3 separate regions of the Homo sapiens genome follow, and all the other regions are linked to region 3. The links are chromatin contacts, found by Hi-C or POLR2A ChIA-PET in ENCODE. All regions are on one chromosome and are shown on one strand. Each heading gives the region's core, a stretch centred on a gene start or an enhancer-like site at or near the end of the contact. The rest is flanking DNA. Distances are from core to core; before and after follow the strand shown. Region 1 overlaps NCOA3 (nuclear receptor coactivator 3). Region 2 overlaps ZMYND8 (zinc finger MYND-type containing 8). Region 3 holds the start of LINC01754 (long intergenic non-protein coding RNA 1754).

What was found. A loop is a pair of places that touch in the nucleus more often than their neighbours do. ChIA-PET counts read pairs that join two places held with the same protein, here RNA polymerase II (POLR2A). Pooled maps may share reads with other maps.
Region 1: a loop to region 3 is called in a map of GM12878, with 4 times the contacts of the local background. The contact joins the enhancer-like site here to the promoter of LINC01754 in region 3. A Hi-C loop is called at or near these places in 10 of 168 maps with a recorded cell type or tissue (CD4-positive, alpha-beta memory T cell, CD8-positive, alpha-beta T cell, GM12878 and 6 more), 29 of 37 single-sample maps with no recorded cell type and 11 of 50 pooled maps. POLR2A ChIA-PET finds 5 or more read pairs at or near these places in 7 of 52 experiments (K562, Panc1, activated CD4-positive, alpha-beta memory T cell and 4 more).
Region 2: a pooled map shows a loop between it and region 3 (4-fold over the local background). The contact joins the enhancer-like site here to the promoter of LINC01754 in region 3. A Hi-C loop is called at or near these places in 6 of 37 single-sample maps with no recorded cell type and 9 of 50 pooled maps. POLR2A ChIA-PET finds 5 or more read pairs at or near these places in 10 of 52 experiments (A549, B cell, GM10248 and 7 more).

What each region holds. Positions count from the first base shown.
Region 1 is chr20:47,619,445-47,622,848 of GRCh38, reverse strand. It overlaps NCOA3 (nuclear receptor coactivator 3), which reads right to left. Exons shown (of 23, transcript NM_181659.3): 3 at 519-620. The coding sequence starts at 601. Among named protein-coding and RNA genes, the nearest start is that of NCOA3, 120 kb to the right of the region's middle. Within about 2 kb of position 1,513, at least 2 of the 41 ENCODE cell types and tissues checked have a DNase peak (open chromatin) inside an H3K27ac peak, as active enhancers do.
Region 2 is chr20:47,262,049-47,265,565 of GRCh38, reverse strand. It overlaps ZMYND8 (zinc finger MYND-type containing 8), which reads left to right. Exons shown (of 23, transcript NM_001281775.3): 12 at 3,138-3,278. Among named protein-coding and RNA genes, the nearest start is that of ZMYND8, 93 kb to the left of the region's middle. Within about 2 kb of position 2,070, at least 8 of the 41 ENCODE cell types and tissues checked have a DNase peak (open chromatin) inside an H3K27ac peak, as active enhancers do; they include B cell and GM12878, where a contact is called at or near this core.
Region 3 is chr20:47,410,121-47,413,561 of GRCh38, reverse strand. LINC01754 (long intergenic non-protein coding RNA 1754) reads left to right here and starts at 1,418. Exons shown (of 3, transcript NR_146496.1): 1 at 1,418-1,492. RefSeq lists enhancers at 608-767, 2,965-3,154.

The DNA.
Region 1 (3,404 bases), core at 264-2,763, 210 kb before region 3:
TAAGAAGGTTCTTTGTAATTCTCCCTACCCTTGAGAATGTACTTTGTGAGATCTAACCCCGCCCGCAAAACATTGCTCCTAACTCACTGCCTATCCCAAAACCTATAAGAACTAATGATAATCCCACCACCCTTTGCTGACTCTCTTTTTGGACTCAGCCTGCCTGTACCCAGGTGAAATAAACAGCCTTGTTGCTCACACAAAGTCTGGTGGTCTCTTCACACGGACGCACGTGACATAACCTTGGTCATCTATTCGTAACTCCTACCCCTCCTTCCATTCAGAAATTCTTATAGTACCGCGAATTGTTAATATTCTACCTTCTATATGAATCAGCAATAAAAAAAAAACTTCTATTACATCAAAAAGATGTCCATCTCATCAGTAACACTCTACTTACCACGAAGTGAAACCACCAAAAAATCTAACCAGAGAATGTAAATGGCAAGAAGTTAAAATGTTATCCTTAAACAAAGGCACAACAAGTGTGGTAAAGCACCAGGAAATAAGTCACCTACCCTTGTCCTGGAGTATCACATGGCAATTTGCGTTTTCGTGAATCACTGGCCAGTGGATCCAAGTTTTCTCCTAATCCACTCATCTTGAATATACATCAGCAACTAAGAGAGAATAATGAGAAATAAGATAAGTACATTAAAAAATATACATGACTCTATGAAGGTGTTATATGACTGAATGACTGCAACTTTTAATTCAGAACTACTTTCTCTAAACAGATAATTCTCAATATTCTTTTTCATAAATGACTATACTGAAGACAACCTCAGATTTCATATTCTAATATGAATTATGCAGAACGTATGTACTCCAAGACAGAAATGTTCCTCAAGTCCTACTAAAAATGTGTATCTTGCAGGGTGCGGTAGCTCATGCCTGTAGTCCCAGCACTTTGGGAGGTCGAGGCAGGTGGATCACCTGAGGTCAGGAGTTTGAGACCAGCCTGACCAACATGGTGAAATCCCGTCTGGCCAACATGGTGAAACCCCGTCTCTACTAAAAATAAAAAATTAGCCAGCCATGGTGGCAGGTGCCTGTAATCCTAGTTATTTGGGAGGCTGAGGCAGGAGAATCACTTGAACCGAGGGGTAGACGTTGCAGTGAGCCGAGATGGCACCACTGCACTCCAGCCTGGGTGACAAGAGCTAGACTCCGTCTCAAAAAAAAAAAAAAAAATTTGACTGATGGAAAAATAGTATGCTTTGGTTAAAATTTCATTGATGAAGAAGATAAATGTAGAGTACTTCTTGTTGAGAAAGATGATTTAAGACATCTACTAAGCCCTCATTTGCTAAGAATTTTATCTGTACTAAACTCTTGTTTAAAACAAGACGATCACTGTTGTAAAGAATTACATGTCAACCAAAGAAGTTCAACGATTCTAAACTAATTTTTATATATTAAAATGCATCTTGCATTCCAACTAAACTCTGAGACGTATGCTGGAGGACATAAATTTCCACTAGGTGGCAGAATGCTACCAGGAAGGAAGACAGATTTATAAAAATGAAAAAATTCACTCAAGATGCTGATCAAACTTCAAATGTGTAGCTTTAAAAAAAAAATCAAAAGCAAAAAAACAAAAAAAATAAAAATTTAAAAAATCACATGATCATAATATAAATCAGAAAATCTAGATTGCAACATTGTCTTTACAGATGCACTAAATATGTATTAAATTACCAAGAAAATTCATTCTATAACTTTGGTTGTAAAATGGAAAGGCTAAAAAGCTGAGATGATTTAAGTATTTGTTTTTTCCCCATGACAAGTTTAAATGAAGGACAGAAAAAGACTTAAAATAACCTTTATTAGTAGTGGCTCACTATTATTAGTAGTGGCACAGTCAGATCACACAATCTCAGGGGTATTGTATTTTCAAACGTGTCAATGTCACAAAAGACAAAGAAAGTCTGTAAACAGTCCAGATTTTAAAGGAAGCTATAAGAAAATGACAACTAAATGCAATATTTGATCCTAGACTGAATCCTGTGCTAGAGGGTAAGAAAATGCTATAAAGAATATTATTGGATCAACTGACAAAATTAGAATATGGACAATAGACATAAAAGTATGTTGTCAATATTAATACACTTAAGTTGATAAATGAACGACGGTTATTTAAGAGACCAATATTCTTAGTATAATATTTGGGGTAACAGGCTATTACATATGCAAATTATCCTCAGATGGTTAAGAAAAATTGCATATATAATGAGTGAGTGAATAAACCTGGGAATGGGGACAGGCAGAGCAAGGATGAGGAAGGGAGTTGACACTAGGTGAATCCTGACCCGGGGGGGAGATAAACGTAAAAACTCTTTGTACTATTTTCTTGCAACCTTGCTTTAAGTTTAAAATTATCCTCAAATAAAAGAGTTTTAAACTTAAAGGTATGTTCGGTTTTGATTTTCCAATTTTCATATTTAAAAAGAGTAGCTCAAGTAATCCCAGTGCTTTGGGAGGCTCAGGCAGTTTGAGTTTGAGGCACTTGAGTTTGAGACCAATCTGTGCAACACAGTAACACCCTGTCTCTACAAAATTTTTTTAAAAATAAGCCAGGCATCATGGTGCACACCTATAGCATTAACTACTTAGGAATAAAACAGGAAGACTGCTTGTTTGAGGAGTTTGAGGCTGCAGTGAGTTATGATCACGCCAATGCACTCCAGACTGGGTGACCGAGTGAGACTCTGTCTCTTAAAAACAATAATAATAATAAATTGAATAATTAAAGAGCCAGGTGCAGTGGCTCACGCCTGTAATCCCACCACTTTGGGAGGCCGAGGCGGGTGAATCACAAGGTCAGGAGATCGAGACCAGCCTGGCCAATATGGTGAAACCCTGTCTCTACTAAAAATACAAAAATTAGCTGGGCGTGGTGGCAGGCGCCTGTAGTCCCAGCTACTTGGGAGGCTGAGGCAGGAGAATCGCATGAACCCGGAAGGCGGAGGTTGCAGTGAGCTGAGATCCCGCCACTGCACTCCAGGCCTGGGTAACAGAGTGTGACTCCATCTCAAAAAATAAAAATAAAAAGAATAGTGATTCCATTCCTTAAGTACAAAAATAGAATAATTCTTGTTATGTCTCTATAATTGGTTTTATATTTGTTTCATTCAAAGGTGATTTTTAAATTGAATGGCAAACTATCCATTGAGTAATAACTTTTTTTTTTTTTTTTTTTTAAAGACAGGGTCTTACTGTGTCACCCAGGCTGAAGTGCAGTGGCACAATCTCAGCTCACTGTAACCTCGGCTTCCCAGGCTCAAGCAATCCTCCTGCCTCAGTATCCCAAGTAGCTGGGACAACAGGTGAGCACCACCACACCCAGCTAATTTTTGTATTTTTTGGAGAGACAGGGTCTCACTATGTTGCCCAGGCTGGTC
Region 2 (3,517 bases), core at 821-3,320, 150 kb after region 3:
CGGAGACTGAGGCAGGAGAATTGCTTGAACCTGGCAGGCAGAGGTTGCAGTGAGCTGAGATCACCCCACTGCATTCCAGCTTGGGCAACAGAGCAAGACTTTGTCTCAAAACAAACAAACAAACAAACAAACAAACTTGACCTGTCGAGCAGGAAAATGGATTCACTTGGCTGTGTTCTACGTGCAACAGCATCTTTGCGTGTTTTTGTTTGTTTGTTCCTGCTACCCTTTAGGGTTGGACGTCCTTGTCAATGTTCTCTGCAGTCCCAAGCAGGGTATTTGATAGTATAGTAAGGCCCTCCCTGTTAGACCTTGCCAGTTTGCTTATGGGAATACAATTAGAGAAGCCCCGGTCTTTAATCCTCAAGGGGAATCTATTACACAGATATTTGAGCAGCTGCAAATTGCTTTTGGAATGAGGTAGAACATAAATGAATTAATAAGGTTAAAAATTCTAATGCTAAAGATTTTATTGGTAATACTTCCGTTAAAATGCCTATATATATATATATGTATATATATTTTTTTGGGGACAGGGTCTCTCTCTGTGTCCCAGGCTGGAGTGCAGTGGCATGATCACGGTTCACTGCAGTCTTGACCTCCCAGGCTCAATGGATCCTCCCATCTCAGCCTCCCAAGTAGCTGAGACTACAGGCGTGTGCCACCATGCCCGGCTAAATTTTTTGTATTTTTAGTAGAGATGAGGCTTCGCCATGTTACCCAGGCTGGTCTCGAACTTCCGAGCTCAAGTGATCCTCCCACCTCAGCCTCCCAAGGTGCTGGGATTACAGGGGTGAACCACCGCACCTGGCATATTCTTGTTTCTTCGTGTAACAAACACTTCAGTTCTATGTCTTACAGTACCAGTGATAGGACTAGTAATAATATAGCAGCCCCCCCCAGTGAAGGAATGTGGCATGCCACGTGCTAGGCCAATTCTATTAATTCTTGCAGTAAAACAGATTTATTGTGTTAAAAACTTAATTATAGGCTGGGCACAGTGACTCATGGCTGTAATCCCAGCACTTCGGGAGGCTGAGGCGGGTGGATCCCTTGAGGCCAGGAGTTCCAGACCAGCCTGGCCAACATGGTAAAACCCTGTCTCTAGTAAAAATATAAAAAATAGCCGGGTGTGATAGCAGGAGCCTGAAGTTCTAGCTATTTGGGAGGCTGAGGCAGGAGAATCGCTTGAATCCAGGAGGCAGAGGTTGCAGTGAGCCGAGATTGCACAACTGCACTCCAGCCTGGGTGACAGAGCGAGACTCCATCTCAAAAAAACAAAAGCAAAGAAAACTTATTTCTTAAAACAATTTCTAATATTTATTGAGCACTTGCTCGGCGCCAATTGACATAGATCGACGACATTGATCCTCACTCCCTTATCATTCCCGGATGAGGAAAAGGATTCCCAGCTGCATGCCTACTCCATCCCTATGCGGCGTGTCAGTTTCAGCACTTTTGACGTTTGGGGCCAGATAACTCTTTCTTGTGGGGGGCCGCTCTGTGCATGGCAGCAGATTTAGCAGCGTTTTGGTCTCTAGCTCCTAGATGCCAGTAGCAACCCCCCACTCTCCTAAAATGTCTGGATGCAATGCCCAGTGTGCCCTGGAGAGAAGAATTGCTCATAGCTGAGAATCAGTGGTTCAGAGGATAACCCCAAAGCCCTAGAGGTTAATGGGGAAATAGAAAATAAAACCACTCTAATAGCAAACAGTAACAGAGTACTTACTGCATGCCAGGCACTGTTCAGATGATTGATTTAATCCTCACGGCAGCCTGATGAGATGTAGCTACTGTTATTGTCCCTTTGTATCATATTATTAGTGTCTCTCTTTGCTGCTGCCAGGAAGAGGGAGGCAGAGGTGCCAGTAACTGGCCCAGGGTTACACAGCAGGGCAACAGCTGAGCCGGGGCTTGAATCCACAGTGTCTGGCTTCTAATCTGTGCTTGAATCCAGGCCTCTTTACTTCTGGAGTCTTTCCCACTATATTACATTAACAGTAATGCAGGCAGGTCCTGGCACCAGAGCTGCCTAGCTTACTTGGATTCACCAGCCGAGTGGTATGTGAGTTTCAACACACTGAAGCCTTGTTCTGAGTTTTCTAATTTGTCAGGTGAGGAAACTGAGGCAAGTGCTGCCCACACAAGTGTCCCAGCACTTTCGAAGCCCCTGGGGAGTCTCAGTTCCTAACTCCAATTTGCCATCCACAAATTTCTTTCCAGCACCAGATCAACTCAGAATGTTTCTTGCTCATCTTGGAAGAGTTGGCTGTCATTGTTGTTAGTGATGCCTTTAGTCCCAGCTGTTTTTAAATGGGCCCAAGAGGCATTAACAGGACAGTCCCAGTACCATGGAGGGGCAAGGACAAAGGGGCAGGATTTGAAGGATCTTTAGGACGCTTGTTGGCCCCTATGAATGCTTGCTTTTTTAAACGTAAGTGGTTTATTGTCCTAACCCTGTGAAATGAGGCAGGGGAGAAGCAGGTCGTAGGTCATTTTAAGGTATTTTTAAAAGCCTTAGGCATAGGTACAGTTCTCTCTCCTCCTGTGAAAGTTTGAAATACAGTAAAGAAGGACATAATTTACCAACGTCTCCCTCACTCCATCTGGTACTGGGTTTGGCTTTACATAGCCTCAAGAACCTTTGAAATGGGAGCTGGAGATTTCCCAAGGGGCCAAGTTGGTCCCTGGCAGGTGCAGTGGCTGCGTGTGAGCTGGCCGTGGTGTCTTTCCACAAACAGATGATACGCATTTGTAAGCCTGGCTCCCGTTCTCCACATCTGGACCATGTGGGGGTTGGTTTAATCGCTATTTATGTTGAGATTTATATCCGTGAATGGGCCAAACCAATTTCAGTGGCAGCTTAGCCGATTTGTCTTAGAGCTTTGTGCTTAATAGAGTAACTGGGGAGACCTTCTTCATTTGTGGCTTTAACGGTTTCACATCCGGTTAAAGCCCTTTGCTGAAAATAAATGGCCAACCTGCTATGCTCCACCCCACCCCATTCGTGATACTGTAGCGGCCTTGCTGAAATCAAACACAATTTCATAATCTCTCCATTCTCTCCCTACACCACACCTACACGTTCTACTTGTTTATTTGTAAACCTGTCTTTTAACAATGCCATACTTTTTCAGCTTCACCAGCCTCCACCAAGACGGGACAAGCAGGGAGTTTATCCGGCAGCCCAAAGCCCTTCTCTCCTCAACTGTCAGCTCCTATCACGACGAAAACGGACAAAACCTCCACCACCGGCAGCATCCTGAATCTTAACCTGGGTCAGTCAGAATTTTTGCCAGTATCTTTCTGTGGCAACTGTGGATATTTTTGCAAATGACGTATCCTCTTGTGTATGTGGTTCTTGAACCTTCAACTCTTTTCTCTATGCAAAAAATGCAAAAGTTTCAGAGGATGAAGGTGAGAAAAGATCTGTGAAAAGAATAAGTAAGGGATTTCTTGGGGCTTATTGACATACAAATTACTTTTTTTTTTTTGAGATGGAGTTTCGCTCTTGTTG
Region 3 (3,441 bases), core at 169-2,668:
CGATTTCCCTTCCCCACCTTCAGTCCCTGTGGAATGCATGGGGTGCCTCAACTGCCTCTGTTCAACAGGAGACACATGAGCCAGCATTGTGTTTGAGCTGGCTCGAACTAGCTCACTAGAGCTGATGGGACATGACAAGAGTTCTGTAAACCGGTTGACACTACATTGGTAATTGAAATCGGCTATGGTTTCAAGCTAATGGGGGTACTTACATCATAGAAATCAGGAAACACTACAAATCAAAACTTTTATTTTCTCAAAAAGACTATTGTTAGACATTTATCAACACACCACTGCGTTTAGCTCAGATCTGGTCAATCAGAGGGCCACAGCTTCCTGGCCGTAGAGCAGGACTGGGCACAGAACTCAAGCAAGACCATGAAAGTCAGCTCAGGTGTTAGAAAGGATGCTCTGTTCTACTGGGGCTCCTGGACTGGTAGGATTAAGCCCACAGTTGTGAGAAGCCACTAATAGAGGATATAAGGTGTAAGGAACTAAAAGATGGTGAAAGTTCAAGTCCTGTTGACATTATTTGAGGCCCTTGATTCAGCATTGCCTAAAACTAGAATGTCCCCTGTGCTACAAGCCAGTACATGTACTACATTCTCTTTCTAGCATATACTGCTGGTGCCCTATAGCAAATCCCCTTGGCCTGCTTCTGAGATTAGCTACAACTATGATGGACAGGCTGGCAGCTCCCACCTCACACACACATCTGTTTCTCTTCTTCTTCTTCTTCTTTTTTGAGAGAGTCTCACTCTGTCACCCAAGCTAAACTGTAGTGGCGTGATCTCAGCTCACTGCAACTTCCGCCTCCTGGGCTCAGGTGATCCTCCCACACTAGTCTCTTTTTTATTATTTTGAGATGGAGTCTCATTCTGTTGCATAGGCTGGAGGGCAGTGGGGTGATCTCGGCTCACTGACACCTCCACCTCCCAGGTTCAAGTGATTCTCCTAACTCAGCCTCCCAAGTAGCTGAGATTACAGGTGCAAGCCACCACGCCCAGCTAATTTTTGTATTTTTAGTAGAGATGGGGTTTTGCCATGTTGGCCAGCCTGGTCTTGAACTCCTGACCTCAAGTAATCCACTTGCCTCAGCCTCCCAAAGTGCTGGGTTTACAGGCATGAGCCACCGCATCTGACTGTTTTTCTTTTCTCTTGAGGCAAAGTCTTGCTCTGTTGCCCAGGCTGCTGGCAGTGGCATGATCACAGCTCACTGCAGCCTCAACCTCCTAGACTCGAGCAATTTTCTCACTTCAGCCTCCTGAGTTGCTGGGACCACAGGTGCACGCACCACCCCCTGGCTTTTATTTTTTTATTTTTTTTATTTTTTGGCAGAGACAGTGTCGCCTTATGTTGCCCAGGCTGAACACCTGTGTCTCTTAACCTAAGAGCTGTCTCCAGCACAGGATGCAAGACAGCCCCAAAAAAGTGTTAGGGACTTAAAGCCACCAGAAGCTTTTCTTAACCAATGGAATACAGGAGTCAATGGGTAAGTACCCCAGCTTCTCAGTTCCCTGGAGGGACAATTGTGATTTGGGGTTTTTTGGGTTTTTTTCCTACCTACATCAAAAAAGGAATGCAGAAAATATGTCCACCATATATTCTACAGCTCAGGGAATTTTTTTTTAAGACTGGATGAGGGCCAGGCGCGGTGGCTCACGCCTGTAATCCCAGCACTTTGGGAGGCCGAGGCGGGCGGATCACAAGGTCAGGAGATCAAGACCATCCTGGCTAACACGGTGAAACCCCGTCTCTACTAAAAAAAAATACAAAAAATTAGCCGGGTGTGGTGGTGGGTGCCTGTAGTCCTAGCTACTCGGGAGGTTGAGGCAAGAGAATGGCATGAACCCGGGAGGCAGAGCTTGCAGTGAGCTGAGATCACGCCACTGCACTCCAGCCTGGGCGACAGAGTGAGACTCCATCTCAAAAAAAAAAAAAAAAAAAAAAGACTGGATGAGGCTCTCTAACCCAGATGCATACCAGGTTTTGAGGCTCAGAGCTTAGTGAAACTAAGCCTTGTGTCCCACAAAATTCTGATGCTCATGCAAGAAATATCCAACTGGGGAGGATACTCTGTCCGTGGACTGATTTGCCCAGGCACAAATTCAGGCTGAAAATAGCAAACTAAAGTTAGCCGAGATGTTCTGCCTTGTGGCCTCCTTCAGGAACATCCTGTCCAGAGGAAAGGATATTTAAGGAGAAAGGAAGCAGCACAAGTTCGACTCAGCCAAGAAACAGAGGAAGGACATCCCAAGCACGAAGTGGGGCACCAGTCTGTGTTCCAGCGAGAGGTGGGGGATAAACAACCATGAAACATCTACTGTGTGTGTGTATTCATGTATTTTACAGATATTCTCTTCTCTCACTTTGTCCTTTATGTTTTTAATTTTCCTTAAACTTCTTGTTCTCTCTGTTCACTTACACATTGGTTTTTGTTTGTTTGTTTGTTTGTTTGTTTGTTTGTTTTGGGACGGAGTCTTGCTCTGTCGCCCAGGCTGAAGTGCAGTGGCATGATATCAGCTCACTGCAACCTCTGCCTCCGAGGTTCAAGTGATTCTTCTGCCTCAGCCTCTCAAGTAGCTGGGATTACAGGTGCCTGCCACTACACCTGGCCAATTTTTGTATTTTTAGTAGAGATGGGGTTTCACCATGTTGGCCAGGCTGTTCTCCAACTCCTGACCTCAAGTGATCCGCCCACCTTGGCCTCCCAAAGTGCTGGGATTACAGGCATGAGCCACTGCACCCAGCTTACTGATCTGATCGTGGAAGCACAGTTGGTCAGTGCATTTTGCTACAATGATTTGGGGTTTGTATTTGGAGACTCATTTGCAAGAAATATAGGCACATCCTAAACTAGCCTGAACAAAAAGTTTGGAGGACATCAGGTGAACCTGAACCCAGGGGCTCAACATGGCTGGTTTCCATTTCTCTATCATCTCTCGGTTCTTCTCCAAGTTGGCTTTCCTCTCCTGTAGCTTTGCCTACCTGCTGGTTCTGGGGTTATTTCTCACCAGCACAGCAACACCAATGGAAAGGGAAAATACCCCTGACAATAGTTCCAAGAACAAACTGAGGAGGGCTTCGTTGGCTCAGTCTGAGTTACCATAAGCCAATCACTTAGCCAGGAAGATATAATGTTTTTTGGGGTTTTTTTGGTGGGGAGACGGAGTTTCACTCTTGTTGCCCAGGCTGGAGTGCAGTGGCACAATCCCGGCTCACTGCAGCTTCCACCTCCCGGGTTCAAGTGATTATCCCATCTCAGCCACCAAGTAGCTGGGACTATGCCACCACACCCAGCTACTTTCTTTTTCTTTCTTTCTTTATCTTCTTTTTTTTTTTTGTATTTTTAGTAGAGATGGGGTTTCACCATGTTAGTCAGGCTGGTCTCAAACTCCTGACCTCAAATGATCCACCTGCCTCAGCCTCCCAAAGTGCTGG